Regions from separate parts of the Mus musculus genome. Here region 2 is linked to region 1. The links are chromatin loops, found by intact Hi-C in ENCODE. Cell type or tissue: gastrocnemius. All regions are shown on one strand. Links, peaks and the distances in the headings refer to the core of each region. The heading gives the core; the rest is flanking DNA.

Evidence for each region. Hi-C counts contacts between places; a loop is a spot of excess contacts. Peaks named below come from ENCODE experiments on the same cell type or tissue, not always from the same donor. Only the 100,000 strongest peaks of a DNase experiment are listed, where the experiment ranks them.
Region 2: a loop joins it to region 1, with 5 times the contacts of the local background. A loop is called at or near these places in 27 of 42 quality-filtered maps.

What each region holds. Positions count from the first base shown.
Region 1 is chr2:83,766,595-83,774,937 of GRCm38, reverse strand. It overlaps Itgav (integrin alpha V), which reads right to left. Exons shown (of 30, transcript NM_008402.3): 8 at 8,267-8,311; 9 at 6,600-6,643; 10 at 6,190-6,246; 11 at 4,833-4,885; 12 at 3,601-3,803. Among named protein-coding and RNA genes, the nearest start is that of Fam171b, 42 kb to the left of the region's middle. In gastrocnemius, for the core only: a CTCF peak has its summit at 3,335 (motif pointing right); DNase peaks (open chromatin) are centred at 3,351 and 3,674.
Region 2 is chr2:83,656,249-83,664,591 of GRCm38, reverse strand. It overlaps Zc3h15 (zinc finger CCCH-type containing 15), which reads right to left. Exons shown (of 10, transcript NM_026934.3): 3 at 7,465-7,576; 4 at 6,431-6,583; 5 at 5,971-6,062; 6 at 4,352-4,534; 7 at 3,299-3,445; 8 at 3,058-3,159; 9 at 2,320-2,443; 10 at 1-772. The coding sequence ends at 582. Among named protein-coding and RNA genes, the nearest start is that of Zc3h15, 16 kb to the right of the region's middle. In gastrocnemius, for the core only: a CTCF peak has its summit at 4,290 (motif pointing left); no DNase peak of the experiment used is centred there.

The DNA.
Region 1 (8,343 bases), core at 50-8,049:
AATTAACATATGCATTAAGAAAATACTGACTGGGATTGGAGAGGTGGTTCAGCAGTTAAGAGCACTGACTGCTCTTCTAGAGGTCCTGAGTTCAGTTCCCAGCAACCACATGGTGGCTCACAACCATCTGTATTGGGATCCAACACCCTCTTCTGGTGTATCTGAAGACAACTACAGTATATTCTGGTGTGTCTGGTGTATACATATACATAAAATTAATTAAATTCATTAATTAAAAAAGAAAATATTGATTAGTTTCCCAGAAAAAGATGGCTCTAGTCTATGGGGTTATTTAGTATGAGCTGTCTCTTTCTAACCCCGTCAATATTGCATGCACAGTTATTGTCTCCCTCTCTGCTGCTGTCTGGAGCCACTTGCACTGTCATGATCTCACTTCCTCCCTGGATTGCACTACTGTTCTCTTTAGGTTTTTTTTATTAATTTTTTATTAGATATTTTTTTCATTTACATTTCAAATGCTATCCCCAAAGCCCCCTATACCCTCCCCCTGCCCTGCTCCCCAACCCACCTACTCCTGCTTCCTGGCTCTGGCATTCCCCTGTACTGGGGCATATGATCTTCATAATACCAAGAGCCTTTCCTCTCATTGATAGCTGACTACGCCATCCTCTGCTACATATGCAGCTAGAGACACAAGCTCTGGGGGAGTTGGGGAGGGGGTAACTGGTTAGTTCATATCGCTGTTCCTCCTATAGGGTTGCAGACCCCTTTAGCTCCTTGGGTACTTTCTCTAGCTACTTCATTGGGGGCCCTGTGTTCCATCCAATAGATGGCTGTGAGCATCCACATCTGTATTTGCCAGGCATTGGCATAGCCTCACAAGAGACAGCTATATCAGGGTCCTGTCAGCAAAATCTTGCTGGCATATGCAATAGTGTCTGGGTTTGGTGGTTGTATGTGAGATGGATCCCTGGGTGGGGCAGTCTCTGGATGGTCTTTCCTTCTGTCTTAGCTCCGAATTTTGTCTCTGTAAATCCTTCCATGGGTATTTTGTTCCCCATTCTAAGAAGGAACGAATTATCCACACTTTGGTCTTCCTTCTTCTAGAGTTTCATGTGTTCTGTGAATTGTATCTTGGATATTCTAAGTTTTTGGGCTAATATCCCCTCATCAGTAAGTGCATACCATGTATGTTCTTTTGTGATTGCGTTACCTCACTCAGGATGATATCCTCCAGATACATCCATTTGCCTAGGAATTTCATAAATTCATTCTTTTTAATAGCTGAGTAGTACTCCATTGTGTAAATGTACCACATTTTCTGTATCCATTCCTCTGTTGAGGAACATCTGGGTTCTTTCCAGCTTCTGGCTACTATAAATAAGGCTGCTATGACCATAGTGGAGCATTCTCTTTAGGTTTTAACCCTTCCCTCTGTTTTGTTTTGTTAGGCAATAATGACAAAAACTGCACAGAATTACCCGAGTCTACATAACAATACAAAGCCTAACTTAATGTTTCCTTTTCCACATCCATTTTGCTGTGATTTGACTGTGAAATGTCCTGTCCCTCAGCCCATAGACTCCTGTGTTTGAGTACTTGGTCGCCAGCTAGTGGCGCTGACCTGGAGAGCTGTGGGACATCACAGAGGTGGACCCTGACTGGGAAAGTGGATGAGTGTTTCAGGGAGAGGGAGCAGGCCATGAGGCCTTATCATCTGGCCTCACTTCCCATCTGTGCTCTGCATTCTGCAGATAGACAGATAGACCAGGTACTTTATGCTTCTGCTGCCACTGCTCTCAGACTGTAAGCTAAAGAAAACCCTTCTCCCTGTGGTGGTTTAAATATACTTGGCCCAGGGAATGGCACTATAAGGAGGTGTGGCCTTGATGGAGTAGGTGTGTCCCTGTGGGTATGGGCTAAAAGACCATGTGGGAGACAGTCTTCTAGCAAGCTTCAGATGAAGATGGAGAACTCTCAGGTCCTCCTGCACCATGTCTACCTGGATGCTGCCATGTTCCCACCTTGAAGATGAAGATGATAATGATAATGGCCTGAACCGCTAAACCAGTAAGTGAGGCTCAGTTAAATGCTGTCCTTATAAGAGTTGCCATGGTCATGGTATCTGTTCACAGCAGTAAAACCCTAACTAAGACACTCCCTTAAGTTGCTTCATATCTGGTAACAGCAACACGTAACTAATTCGCCTTTTGCTGGTACCTAGTGAGGTGGAGGACTGAAACAGGCATTCACTGTTACCAGATCTGAACAAAATGAGATTGGAACTAACAGCACAAAAATGCATGTTTACATAAACATGGCTCAGGTAATCTTCCACTAAAGAATTACCATTCACGGTTCCCTACAGACCATCAACACCTCCTAAGGTATTTATCTCCTAACAGTAAAACTTCTTTGTAAAAATCTTTTCAAAGATTTTTTGCTGTTGTTTACACATGCTGTCAAATAACATAACAAAAATATGAAAAGCAAGATGACAATATCCAGGAAATGTGACTTTAAAGTGACTGGAATACCTTTGGAACAAAGCAACAGCTTTCTGTCTTAGTTGTTCCAGAAAGCCTGGGAGACAGAGCCCAGCTGAAATGAAAGGGACCTGATAATTTTACACAAGGTAGAAAATCAAATACAGTTTTCTTTCTTACCTCCAGGTTTTACTGTCAGTGAGCAGTGACCTACAGTGGTCTTTCCATAACTTGTTATAAGCTTTATTCTAAGGTTGAATGCTATGTTCTTTGATGACAAAAAAAAAATTTTAAGACTATTTTAGGAAGCAAAATATACCCTGGTCTAGTTATTCCCTAAGTCTGAAATCTTCTAAGGTTATTCAAACTGGCCTGTGACACACAGCTGTCCACAGGGCAGGAATGGAGGTGTTTCCTTCCACTATGCAGTCAGAGTCATCTGTACCACTGAATTTATCGAGTCTTCTTCCTAATAACTTTCTAATATGTTGCTTAAACCCAAATATATTGCTGATTATGCAAAGAAACCAACAATTCTTCTCTCCTCACTATCCTTTTACAAAAATCCTTGTAACCTAAATTTTATGTATCTAATTTTTAATCTGTATTTCAGGCTTCGGAAAAGAGCTGTGTAGTAAAAGCCAACTTTTATTTTAAAAGGTATCTGAAACTATTGAAATATAAGGCCACCATAACACAATGAGCATAAGCCATTTACAAGTCCCCATGAAAAGATATATAACCTCTCTCTGAGGTTTCACTATAAAGCTGCGACTATTTAAAAAAAAAAAAAAAAAACCTCTAGTGGAAACTCGTGCCTGAGTTAGGCTTTAAGTCATTACTGCTTTGACAAAGGCTGGGAGGTAGTTTTTCACTTGGAAGCAAATGGACACTAGAGGGCACTGACAGGCAGCAGGATGCAGAGGGCTCCCTGAGATTGGAGGCTCCTTTCAGAATTCAATCATCTCTAGCTCATGAAAGCCAAGTTTTGACATTTTTTGCTCATTTTCAAGGAAAAAGAAATAGCAATCTGGTTTTAAATTTGGTGTCTGTGATGTGCTCTCCATCTTTCCGGGAGGTTTGCACATAGGAGCTCCTGTACATGGTGTTTTAGGACTTCCTCTGGTGACACAGAAAGGCGCTTGGATCTTACCATTGAAGCCATCCTGGTCCAGGTCTCCCAATGGAGCTATGGCACTTCCAAACCTGGCAAAAACCTCAAAGCCGTTCAGCTTTGTAGTCTGGAAGTCTCCCACTGCTCTCTGCAGAGACACTGAGACCTGGCCAACCTCCTGGAGTTTCCCATCGGAACCTCGGTCCATGAACAGGGGGGCTCCAATAAACACATCTGCGTAACTGAAAGAAGAGAACATCCTCACACACAAAATCAAACTCTATCTGACAGTTGTTATTCCTCTTAATTTTCTATTTTATTCTATGGGTGGGTTTTTTTATTTGGTTGGTTGGTTGGTTGGTTGGTTGGTTGGGTTGGTTAGGTTGGTTGGTTGGTTACTTGGTTGGTTTGGCTTTTTGAGACAAGGTCTCTCTGTGTAGCCCTTGCTGTCCTAGAACTTGCTCTGTAGACCAGGCAGAACTCAAACTAACAGAGATCCACCTGATTCTTCTAGGAGTAAGGGGGTACCAGGTCTTCATGTGTGTCTGTGTACCACATGTGTACCTGGCACCCTCAGATGCCAGAAAAGGGCTTTGGATCCCTTAGAACTGGATTTAGGTGGTTATGAGCCACCAAGTGGGTGCTGAGGCTCAAACCCAAGCCCTCTGCAAGACAAGCCAGTGCTCTTACCCACTGAGCAGTCTTTCCAGCTCCTCATCAGCACATTCTTATTAAAACTCCTCTTTTTCACTCAGTCTCCACTTCCCACCCGTTTGCAGGCTTCTTATAACTACATGGCTCAATGGTAGGTTATTCATAAAATTACATTGTCCTGGTTTAAGATAATGGTTCTCAACCGATTGGCCTTGACCCAGTGGTTGGTTGGGTCAGAGGCAAATATTAGAGGCAGAATATTAGATATTCTTAATATCAGATACTTCCATTCATATTTGTAACATCAGATTCATAACAGTAGCAAACTTACAGTTATGAAGTAACAATGAAATAATTTTATAGTTGGGGGTCACCACAACATGAAGAAGGGTCACACCATCAGGAAGGTTGAGAACCACTGTGTTAGAGTTAAAATTTAGGACCAACTCAAGGATTTCCTCATATTTATTATTAGGGAGCATCAACTTGTTTTCTTAAAATGACAGAAGAGTAACAGGAAGAAGACAAAGAAACAGAAGAAACACTGTTTAGTTTTAGTCAAGCACTTATAAACACAGAGGAAAAATGGTTTCTGGAAACAATTTTTTAAAACTTACTCATCCCCATTAATGTCAGTAGCAGCTACAGAAAATCCAAAATACGCAGCCATCTGAAGAAGAAGATAGAACAAAACATTTACATTTCATTCAGCCAGATGAACATTTACACTAATATTTATATCTTAGAGAAAGGCTGATTTCTTTCTCTGTGCATTTAGGGTCTTTTTGTCTGCTTCCTAAGACAATGGCCATCCGTTAATGAGGCTTTTTTAATTTTTCTAGATTTATAAGCAGAACACATTTCATGTCCATCATCGCAGGGCCTAAGCCATGAGGCTTTTCATCCCTCCTCTCTCTGAGCCTAACACAGCAGGAAAGAGGCTCCAGCCTCCATACAACACTGGGAGGACCTTTCTCTGCCCACTGTGTAACTTCTCCTTTGACGTTACCAATTTGTAACTTAGTTCCCTGAGACACACAAACGAGAATGTTATAAAACATCTCTACTCACTCCAAAAGGATTGTACTAAAATGAAGAACTTATATTTTGCAATGCAGCTATGCATATGTCATCAGTAATATACACACCTGTAGTGTGCTTTTGGCACCTGATAAAACTAAAACACGTAAGCCATCCTTTTCTTGTCTTTTCTTTTCTTTTGATTATGGGGTTTTCAAGACAGGGTTTCTCTGGGTAGCCCTGGCTGTCCTAGAACTCACTCTGCAGATCAGGCTGGCCTCAAACTCACAGAACCACCTGGCTCTGCCTCCCTAGTGCTAGAATTAAAGGCTTCATGGGTAATTCTCCCCGGCCCCAATTGGATAATTCTTTAAGGAAACATTGATGATATCAAGGAAATTTTATGCTTTTGTATAAGTTTTATTTTTTAAAAAGCAGCAAACAAAAACAAGCTATATTATACGGAGACAAAAGGATTTGCTAAACCATGATATTCTGTTTAAAAACAAAGGTTGAGCTACAATAAATGCAGCACCTGCCTTCAAAAAAAAATAAAAATAAAAACAAAGGTAAAATATCTGAAACCAGGTGAGCAGTGAAAGCAGAGGGCAGGTAGATCTGAGTTTGAGGTCAGCCTAGTCTACATAGTGAGTGCCAGGACTATCCAGAGAAACCTTGTCTCAGAAAAACAAAAAACAAACAAAAACCCCAAAGCCTGTCATAATTCTATTTATAGCTTTGTATGTATGGACCTATTAAACTATTTCCACAAAACACTGACTGACACAAGATAACACACTGGAAATGGAATCTGTCATGCAGACTTGAACAGCAGCAGCAAGAGGGGCCTTCTGCAGTGTGTGTCAGGCTACTCTGCAGATGACTTCTGTATTTTCACTTTCTACACTCTCCTCAGTGAATTTTCATAACGGGGTGTGAATTTTAATACCATACCTGTTCACCAGTAAAATTGTGTAAAGAGGACATATTTTTCCCATCATAAATATAAACCTGTGCAAAAAAAAGAGAAATATTTAAAATTAATGATATCTACAGATGGGGGTGGCATATGAATATGTTTGTGGAGATATGGGCATGGGGGGAGGGGAAGGGTGCTTGTACATGTGTCAAAGTTGAGTGTCTTCATCCCTTTTTGAGGCAGTCGTTCATTTGTATGGTGACTGGCTGGTGAGCAGCAGGGGTCCACCTGTCTCTACACAGCACCAGGGTTACAGCGTGATGGGCCTCCTTTCAGATGCCCACCCGGAATCCAAATAGCAGACCTCATGCTTTTGAGATATCTTCTGACCATCTCCCCAGCCCATTCTCCCCCATAGGTTTAAAAACACCCTTTTTCATCTTACCATTCCCAAAGTCCTTGCTGCTCTTGGAACTCCTGAGACAAAATCTGGGGGGGGGGGGGAATAAAACCTTAATTACTGACTCATACCATTTACAGTTACCAAACTCAGACACTATTGTGGATGCCAAGAAGTGCATGCTGAAAGGAGCCTGATATGGCTATCTCCTGAGAGGCCCTGCCAGAGCCTTACAAATACAGAGGTAGATGTTAGCAGCCAACCACTTGACTGAGTGTCCTTAATAGAGGAGTTAGAGAGTGGACTGAAGGAGCTGAAGGGGTTTGTAACCCCATAGGAAGAACAACAATATCAACCAACCAGACCCCCCAGGACTCCCAGAGACTAAGCCATCAACAAAGGAGTACACATAGTTCCAGCTGCATATGTAGCAGAGGATGGCCTTGTCAGGCATCAATGGAAGGAGAGGACCTTGGTCCAATGAATGCCCAATAGATGCCCCAGTGTAGGGGAATCAAGAGTGGGGAGATGGGAGTGGGTGGGTGTGTGGAGGAACACCCTCATAGAAGCAGGGGGGGAGGATGTGATAGGGGGTTTCCAGTAGAGAGGGAAACTGGAAAGGGGATAACATTTGAAATGTAAATAAAGAAAATATCCAGTTTTTTTTTTTAAAAAAAAAAAGAAAGAAAGAAAAACTTAATTACTCTTTTTTTTGTTTTTGTTTTTGTTTTTTGTTTTTCGAGATAGGGTTTCTCTGTGTAGCCCTGGCTGTCCTGGAACTCACTCTGTAGACCAGGCTGGCCTCGAACTCAGAAATTCGCCTGCCTCTGCCTCCTGAGTGCTGGGATTAAAGGCGTGCGCCACCACGCCCAGCTTAATTACTCATTTTTTAAGACAAACACTGGAATTTACAGATGGAGGTACTCTACCAGAGAGCTTTAAATTTTATAAATTCAGTAGAAAACAAACTAGAGACCTTTTGGATCGATGTTGGATACAAAGTAACCTACCTTGCATTTTAAATTATAAAAACAGTATTAAGAACTCAAATATGCCAGGAGTGGTGGCACACACCTTTAATACCAACACTCAGTAGGCAGGGGCAGGAGGATCTCTGTGGAGGTAGGCAGATTAACTTTGATGCCAGCCTGGTTTACAGAGTGAGTTCAAGGACAGCCAGGAACTCAAAAACATGCATGTAAGCCCTCAAATGACTCACCATCTTATTAAACAGGAACAGAAAGATCAAGGGGGGTGGGGAGGTTATATTACAGTAGGGAAAAACAATACCTAGCTGAAATGAGACTGTGGCTGGGGTCAGAAGCAGGACCTATGTGATTTCCAGGTGGCTACACTGGAAGCAGGGCAAGGAGGAAGGAGGTACAGCCTGCTCCCGACTATGACCACAAGCCACAGATAACCCAAAAGAGGAAAAGCCTCTCCACCCAGACAGAATTTACCAGGGCCTCAAAAGGGACAAGCAAAGAGCTCCAGGCCCCCAGCAGTTCTGCCAGGCAGAACTTGTCCCCCTCCCAGCCCCCAGCAGTCCTGCCAGGCAGAACTTGTCCCCTGCCCACCCCCAACCCCACCCCTCCGACACTTTCTTCCTTCTGTATGTTCCACAGCCAGGGTTGCAAACTGCTAAGCTTTCCAGCCTTTGTGTTTCCAGCGCTTATTTGGAGAACACGATGGGTAACCCAAGTTCTTCCTACCTTCAATGCCGTCACCATTGAAGTCTCCCACGGCCACAGAGTAACCTAGACAGGAACGAAAGGTGAGACACGGTGAT
Region 2 (8,343 bases), core at 258-8,257, 110 kb after region 1:
CAACTTTATTGGCAAAAAAGGGGAGAACTTCAAACAGCTTTAACACGGCACTGTAGCTGACCCTGTCAGGTTGACAAGTCCCATTCTCAGTGTCCACCTAATTGTCCACAGAAGTACAATACTGAATCTGCATATGCAGTTTCCTTTATCAAGTACAGTGCTCACCTTTCAGGCAGTCTCTAAAACATATAAATACAAAGGAAAGGACACCACTCATTAAAAACTGCATCAAACGCAAGTGTCTTAAGTGTGAATCTGTTGTTTCTGGAAATTACACATGCCCAATGAAAACCAAAAGCTGGGAAAGCGGTTACACTTCCTACATGAGTGGACAGTTACAACGACAATCATCTTCTGTAATGACCATTTTTAATTTATCACCAACTACTCTGAACTTACTATGAGATGTAGTCAAGGTCAGAAGAGAGGACGCAGGGCTAGTACTCCTTTTGTGGAGGACAGAATCCCTCCAGGGTCATCATGGGGAAAGAAACATCCTGCTGATTCTAGGTGGCCAAACAATTAATGAGTCAATCTCAGTTCATGTTGATCCTAGTGAGCTGACCTAGTTTTCATCCTCATCATTCTTCTAAGTCAAGAGTGTTCAATTCCTCTTCTAGTTCATCCAGATCTTCGCCAGTGAACAGGTTTTCATCAACAGGAACAGCATCGATGGATCCATTTTCCTGTCCTCCCCCTCCGCTGTCCTCGTCCAAATCACTTCTTTCACCATTTTCAGCCAGACCCCCAGAAGCTTCACTTAATTTGTTCTCTAAAACAACAACCCCCAACCCCCAAAACATGAGATCAGTAAGGTCTAGAAATAGAAGACATTAATATGTCAGCAACTAAATTTTCTTTGTTTCCTGAAATTCAAGCAGCAAGGGCAGGTCTTCCTTTTCTGAGCCAATTATCTGTGTCCACTATGAAATTCTGTTTTTTTGTAGACATTTGCAGGCAAGATGAAAATTTTATAACTCTGTGTCTTTTACATGACTTAGTATTTGGTTCTCAAACAGTCAATGCCCACATACATTTTGTTAGATTAACTAGGCACAAAATGACAGTAGCATGTCTATTTACTTTAGGCCATTTACTTAAAGTCACAACTTGCATACTTTCTTTCTTTTTTTTTTTTTCCATTTTTTATTAGGTATTTAACTCATTTACATTTCCAATGCTATACCAAAAGTCCCCCATATCCACCCACCCCCACTCCCCTGCCCACCCGCTCCCCCTTTTTGGCCCTGGTATTCCCCTGTACTGGGGCATATAAAGTTTGCAAGTCCAATGGGCCTCTCTTTCCAGTGATGGCCGACTAGGCCATCTTTTACTTGCATACTTTCATAATAAAAATCAGGTTTATTAGTTTTTTCTATCCCAGCCTTTGCCTTAATTAGTACTGCTCTGTGCTTTTCTTTCATAGCACATATCCTTAACATAGTAGTCAAACCCATTACTCAAGGGATTAGATACAAACTCCCAATCTTTATGTCCATCCTACATCTCATACTAAATCATTATTTACACTTCCATGTCTTGCCGCCTTTCTCTCCTGTCATTTTTTTTGTCCTCTACTCAGCCCCCTTTTCTGTGACACACAGATTCTTATTTCCCACATCCTAAAAGTCCTTTCCCTATGAGCACACTGCTTCAGACACTTGGCCTGTACTCACTCATCCCTCATTCTCCCTATCACTATGGTAAGACAGGCACCTTATTCCAGTAACCCTCTGCCTAACTAGAGCTAATAGATTACTTATAATGATGTTATTCTTATTATTTTAATTTATTTTCTTGTTTTTTTTTTTCCCCCGAGACAGGGTTTCTCTGTGTAGCCCTGGCTGTTCTGGAATGCACTCTGTAGACCTTGAATTTGGATCCGCCTGCCTCTGCCTCCCAAGTGCTGGGATTAAAGGCGTGAGCCACCACTGCCCAGCGTATTACTATTTTTTCACACTCAGGTCTCTTATGTTTTCACTGAAGTGCTCGTAGTGTTTTGTTAGCACTCTGATTGACCGAGCTCATTCATTCTGACTGACTTTCACCTTGTTTTTGTCTGTAAATACACAGAATTCTAGAGTAACACTCAAAAGCTACATCTCTAAACTTGGTTCTGGTCTCCTTCTAAGAAGTTTAGTCAATGGTTTCAGTATGCACTAAAATATCTTTTCTATAGCTTCTACTACCTTCTATATTTAGCCAAACGTTTATTATTTCCAGTCTGGAACCTGCAAATGCGAATTTTCCCAAGCTGGTTTAATTCCCTCTAAACAGTTTCCTAGTTCTTTAGAACTCTGAAAAATGTAGCGTACTCACCGTCTTTGTCTGGCGCATAGGTGCTGAATCTTTCAACACTGGCCACAGTGATACCTGTCTCTTCTACATCTCTTGGGACGTACAGGCTTATATCTATGTCATTTACACCCATAGAATCATCAACCTTTAAACATACAGAGAAAGCAAAGTTGTTACAAATAAGGTTCCTCAACTCACTTTAACCTTAACACATTTTCTTCAGGAAACAAAATTATTATTAATACCATAAATGATCACTCATTCTTCCCCTTAAATTTTTAGGAAAAAAAAATATATTCCTTGACTGTTTTTGCAGAACAATTAAATAAAAAAAGATTACTCTAAAGGGATTTAAAAATAGTTTATTTTTTTAAACATCTACTGCACATAGCACTAAACTTATGTGCCATCTTAAGTTCTATAAAGAAAGCACCCCTATATAAACATCACTGAGCAGCAGCCTGGGTTAGGAATTACTTTACTGATGGAAAGAAGACTTGAACCCAAGCTGGGCGTGGTGGTGCACACCTTTAATTCCAGCACCTGGGAGGCAGAGGCAGGTGGATTTCTAAGTTAGAGGCCAGCCTGGTCTACAAAGTGAGTTCCAGGATAGCCAGGGCTACACAGAGAAACCCTGTCTCAAAAAACAAAAGACTTGAACCCTAGACTGGCCCAGAGATGGTGCACTATTTTAACCATGTTTCTGTTCTCTCTACCCACCCCATTAGGATAAACTTGTGAGTCAAAACTTCCTCTTACCTCATCACCACCTGTTCCCTGAATGTAACGGGTATCGTCTGCTTCCTCGTCATCATCATTGACCAGCTCGGGACGAAATTCAAATACCTCACGACCACTGATCTATTAAGGCACACAAATATCTCAGGGAAATGCTAGCATTCATTTTAGACATATTGCATAGACTCTTAAAGACTGGATCTTGGATTTTAAAAAGGGTAAGATAAAATAATGAAGGATTTGGTAGGAATCTGGAACATACCACCAGTGCTTTCCCTGCTTTGAAGTCAGCTTTCCGCCTCTCCATATCTTGTTCAAGTTTATCAATCTTTTCTTGTCTTTTCCTCTTCTTCCACGCGAGAAAAGACTCTAGAGTGATTTTGGTAACATTTGGACCTAGGGCAGAACGCTGCAAAGGTAAGAGATTTAAAGTCACTTATAGTTGTTTAGCAGTATTTCTCTTTTAATGTAGGTAACTCTGCCCCTATGGCCACCCTAAGATAGTAGACTAAATTATGGTGCTTTCTCTTTGCACGGCAATGAGATAAACAAGTACCCAGACACACATAAAACCCAACACTTCGAGGTAAATCTCAACCTGAGCAGAAAATTTTGTTATGGGAAACTGTTGGTAAAAGTAATAGGTTTAAAATCATCACACTAAATCCACATTTCATCTATGTTCTTTTAGATCGTATTTGACTCTAAGGGCCACTCTTATTATCTTATTCTAAGTGACATACAAACAACAGGAACATCGTAGGAATGTATAAAATTTACTATTAGTCACTTATATGTATACTGAAGCAAATGATGCTAAATCTAGTACTTTCAAATAATTTCAGCTTCACCTTATCCTCAGTGTCTCTAACTCAGGACCAATCACTGCTCTGCCGAACTAGAGAAGAGCAGCTGCAGAGGCTCTTCTGTCAGATTATTTCTCCTCGAACTGGAGAGATCACACATAAAACCAAAACCAAAAGGGCTTTCCTTCCACACACACACATAGAATGTTACAAAGAAAAGGAGCACCAAGGAAAGAACCTCAAAGGCATCAACATAAGGCACAAGCAAGCATCTTAAAGAATCCCATAGCACAAATAAACCCTGGACCCTCTTATAGTTAAAGAATGTTTTGCTAACATATATGGTAAAATTTACACTTAAGATACTCAAGAGTAATTTAAGTACAGTAACTTTAAGAAAAGGGCATATTATTTTCCCTTTTATAACATGCTATTGCCCCCAAGTGGTAAATATTAGAATTTACAAACATAATTAAAAATAGCCTTTAAAAGAAAAGATGCTTGTTTACCTCTCTTTCAATTAGATCTTCTAATGAGATTTCATCTTCCTTCTCTTCTTTCTTTTTGTCTTTCTTTAGCACAAATCCAGGAGGAAGTGCATGGCGATACATGCAGTTGTCCCCACCTCCAGGACACACCCAAAACCAGCCATACTTGTTATTTTCAATAGCTTCAAGAAAATGTCTGCACACCTATAGAGACAATATTATTTAGAAGTGGTAGTGCAGTGTAAATCTATCTCACTTAAGCACGTGGAACAAACAAACACACCTTGAGGCTAACCACTTATATACAAAGTAAACCTAAAGTGAGACCCCATGCCAAACAAAACAAAACAAAACACAACACCACACCACACCACACCACACCACACCACACCACACCACACCACACCAGGGGCTTGAGAGGTGGCTCAGTGGTTAATGTCAGGAGGCTTGCAACTGCCTACAACTCTGGCTCCAGGAGATCTGACTTGGCCTCTGGCCTCTATAGACACATATGCTCATGTAGACCTACCACACACACTACACATAATTAAAAAAACCGCACCACGAAGTAGACCAGCAAAATCCCCAAGCCTTTATTTACTCTGTATATAATAATTTACAGTTAGTTTCAGTTAGTCTCTGTAAATATAATCCAAACGTCTAACTTTTAAAAATAAATCTAGCCCATGGTCTAACCTCTAATATTGCAAGCAAAAAAAAAAAAAAAAAAAAAAAAAAAAAAAAAAAAAAAACTAAGCCAAACCAAGAAAACGCCTATGACATAAACCTTAATGGGATTATTTGACTAAATAGGCAACTCTGTATATGAGTCATAAGGATGTAATGTCCAAAAGGAACACAATAGAAAAATAGCAATCCTTCAAACACAAATGTGTTCAAAGTGCAACTATGCCAGTCAGGCAATAACCTTTACAAGTAAAACAAAACAAAAAACAAAAAATAATTTACCAGTCTCGCCCCAAAACAAAACAAAACCCAAGGAGTGTTTATGAATCAAAACGTATTTAAGTCTCCTAGTAGAGCAGAACCTCTCCAGATGTGACACTCAGATGTGTACTCAGGGTATAGATATGTGGATGCTGAGGAATAACCTTGAGTTTTTCAAGGGAGATTTCCCAGAACATTAGAGATACCACTATCCAAGCCCTCATTTTTTAATTCATATGTAAAAATTATTTTGAGCTAGTAATTAAAAAACTTCCACAGTACTAAAATAAAACAGTTCATTAAGTGGACTGGCTTACTAGGTGTAGTTCCATCACACCCAAGAAGAGTCTTATCTTAGTGTATTGTATTCATCTCGCTTTTCTGAGACAGAGTTTGTATTTGTAGCCTGGGCCTGCATCAAACTTGCAACTGGCCATTACTGGCCCATAGTCGAAGTAGAATTACTCCAGAAAATTGCATTAGGAGACTTTAGTCACTCAGTTTTTAGACCACTTTTGTTACAAAATCTAATTAAAACTCCAAAACTAAATAAAGCAGGGCGTATTGTAGCTTATATTGGTGAGACGTGATTTTCTAATCCTCAGCACTCCAGTACAAAACATCAATACCTTGCCACATAATTCTCCCTAATAATAAGTGCCACAGCAACTCAATTCAAGAAAAGGACATACTATTTGAGTTTTTGGTTTTTTCTTTTCCGCCTCACCGTGCTTCTTGTTTACTACTTCTTCCAGCTTTTTCTCATCCCAATTATCCATAGTATCTAAATAAAGACACAATAAGCAGGTTTTATCTCCTCCTCCAACAACATAGGCCTCTGAACAGACAGGAACACTCCACTGTAATATTCATAATGTAACAATTATCTCTGAAGCAGCAAAGATACGCATACACAATATTAACAAACTATCAATCCAAGCTCCCAGGGCAGCTTATATAAATAAGATGGTAGCACGGGAGGGAAGAAAGGCAGACAAATCGAAACTGAATCACTGTATTCTAAGCACCATTTATTTAAATTTTTGTTCTTTGCAAACAATAGTAGTATTAGTAATACTGTACTAATGTTACTATGTATCTTAGTAAGAAACCAAAAAAAAAGGACTTATTTTTAAACTTAAGAAGAAATACCTTTTTCAAGTTCTTCATCTCTTGCATCAATGTAAACACTTCGTTTTTCACATTTTCTCTCCAAAGTGAGGTCATGAGAGAACTTACATTTATCTCCTTTAGTACACTGTCCCTGTTTGAAGAATGCGCACACCACAGATTTGGGATCTGCACCTGTATCAAATTGGAAGTAATATTTTATTACAGGCAGGTAACCCGTGTTCAAGACTCTCTTCCTGTTGGAGGATATTGGTTGTTACTCTTCCATGCCCCCGCCCTGTCTTTCTTATAGGCTGCTTGTATTTAGGCTATAATCACATTCGCCTAGCTTATTATTTTCTATTTACTAATGTTCTAGAAAATACAATTTAAAGGTATTTGGCTAGAGAGTTCTTTACAGCTTTTTACATAGCATTGTGTATCTATTTGTTTTTCTTTTATTCTTATCAAGCTAAACAGCTAAAGTGGAAAACCAAACAGGTTATTCTGTAGTCTCTTCCTGTGGAGTCAGCAAGACAGGAGGCAAAGAAAAACATAATGGAAGAATACTGCCTCAAATATGTATGTGATTTATAATTTATACAACCACGGCTTTGTCTTGGCTCCCAAAGACACCCCTCTGCATCAAAACAAGAATGAAATTTCGAAAACAATCAAATTGTTTTTATTTTTCCAAGGTAAGGTCTTCTTGTTTAGCTATGGCTGCTTTGAACTTACATAACTCTGCCTGCCTCTACCTCGTGAGTGCTGGTACTAAAAAGCACATATCACAACACTAGACACATAGCAAATAAAAGCCTTAAAAAAAAGTTTCTTTGTTTGTATGTGTGAACGCTTATCTGCATGCACCCATTTGTGGCATATGTGTACTTGGTGACTGAGGTACCAGGCACTGGCTCCTCTGAGCTGGAGCCATGAATGACTGAGCCTCTGGCTATGGGTGCTGGAAACTGAGACCAGGCCCTAAAGGTCCTAAAGCTTTGGCTCCTCACAGATCAACTCTGAAACAAGAATTATAAGGAATCAAAATAGTATTGCTGGTATTTAAATTTTACCTTTGCTTATTTTTTGTGCAGCAACTACAGGTTTGAACAACTCATTTAGCTCTTGTAGTTCTTTCTTCTTGTCATCTTTCTTCAATTTCTTTTCAGCTTCACTTTGCGCTACCTACATTTCCAAGTTAAAAATATAAATCTGATTGCAAACTGTTTTCACTATACAGTAATTACTAACCTAGAAACATCTGCATATTTATATGTATACAGTCTCTACATTAACTGGCTTACACATTAGGTACTGTGGTTAAACTTTTTTTTAAATCTTATAACTAGGTATCATACCTAATAAACTCATATGATTTAAAAAGTTCATGTCAACAAGCATTTTATTAAACATGTAACCCTGGCATTTAGCAAATAGTTCTCATTTGAAGTTATTTTTTCCAAAGAAAGAAACCTATGCTCCAGAAATATAAGCGTGCATTTTGACATCAATGAAAATATCCTGACAAGTACAATGACATGACAATGGTTAGTAACCACCACAAACTACAGTAACCTTGTTGCCTTTGTCAGTGCAGTAGATAATAAGATAAAAATTCACTCATAGTTCTAGGTAACATGTTTTACATACCTAATACAATTACATACCTAATATAATTAATGCATTTGTATTCATGTAAACATTTATAACTCAGCTCCTATACATGACGCTTATTTAAGGACGTTCAGAATAATATGGGAAGACAGGCATACAATTATAATACAATATACATAGTACTTTGAAAACAAAGAATGTAGAAAATTAGATATAGCTGATAACTTTATAGAGGAGTTCTGATGAACAAAAAAAAAAGGAATGTAGAAAGAACCTGCCGCCACTGTGAAGACAAAGGTCCAGAGAACACCAAGATATGAGAACATCAATGACAAGTT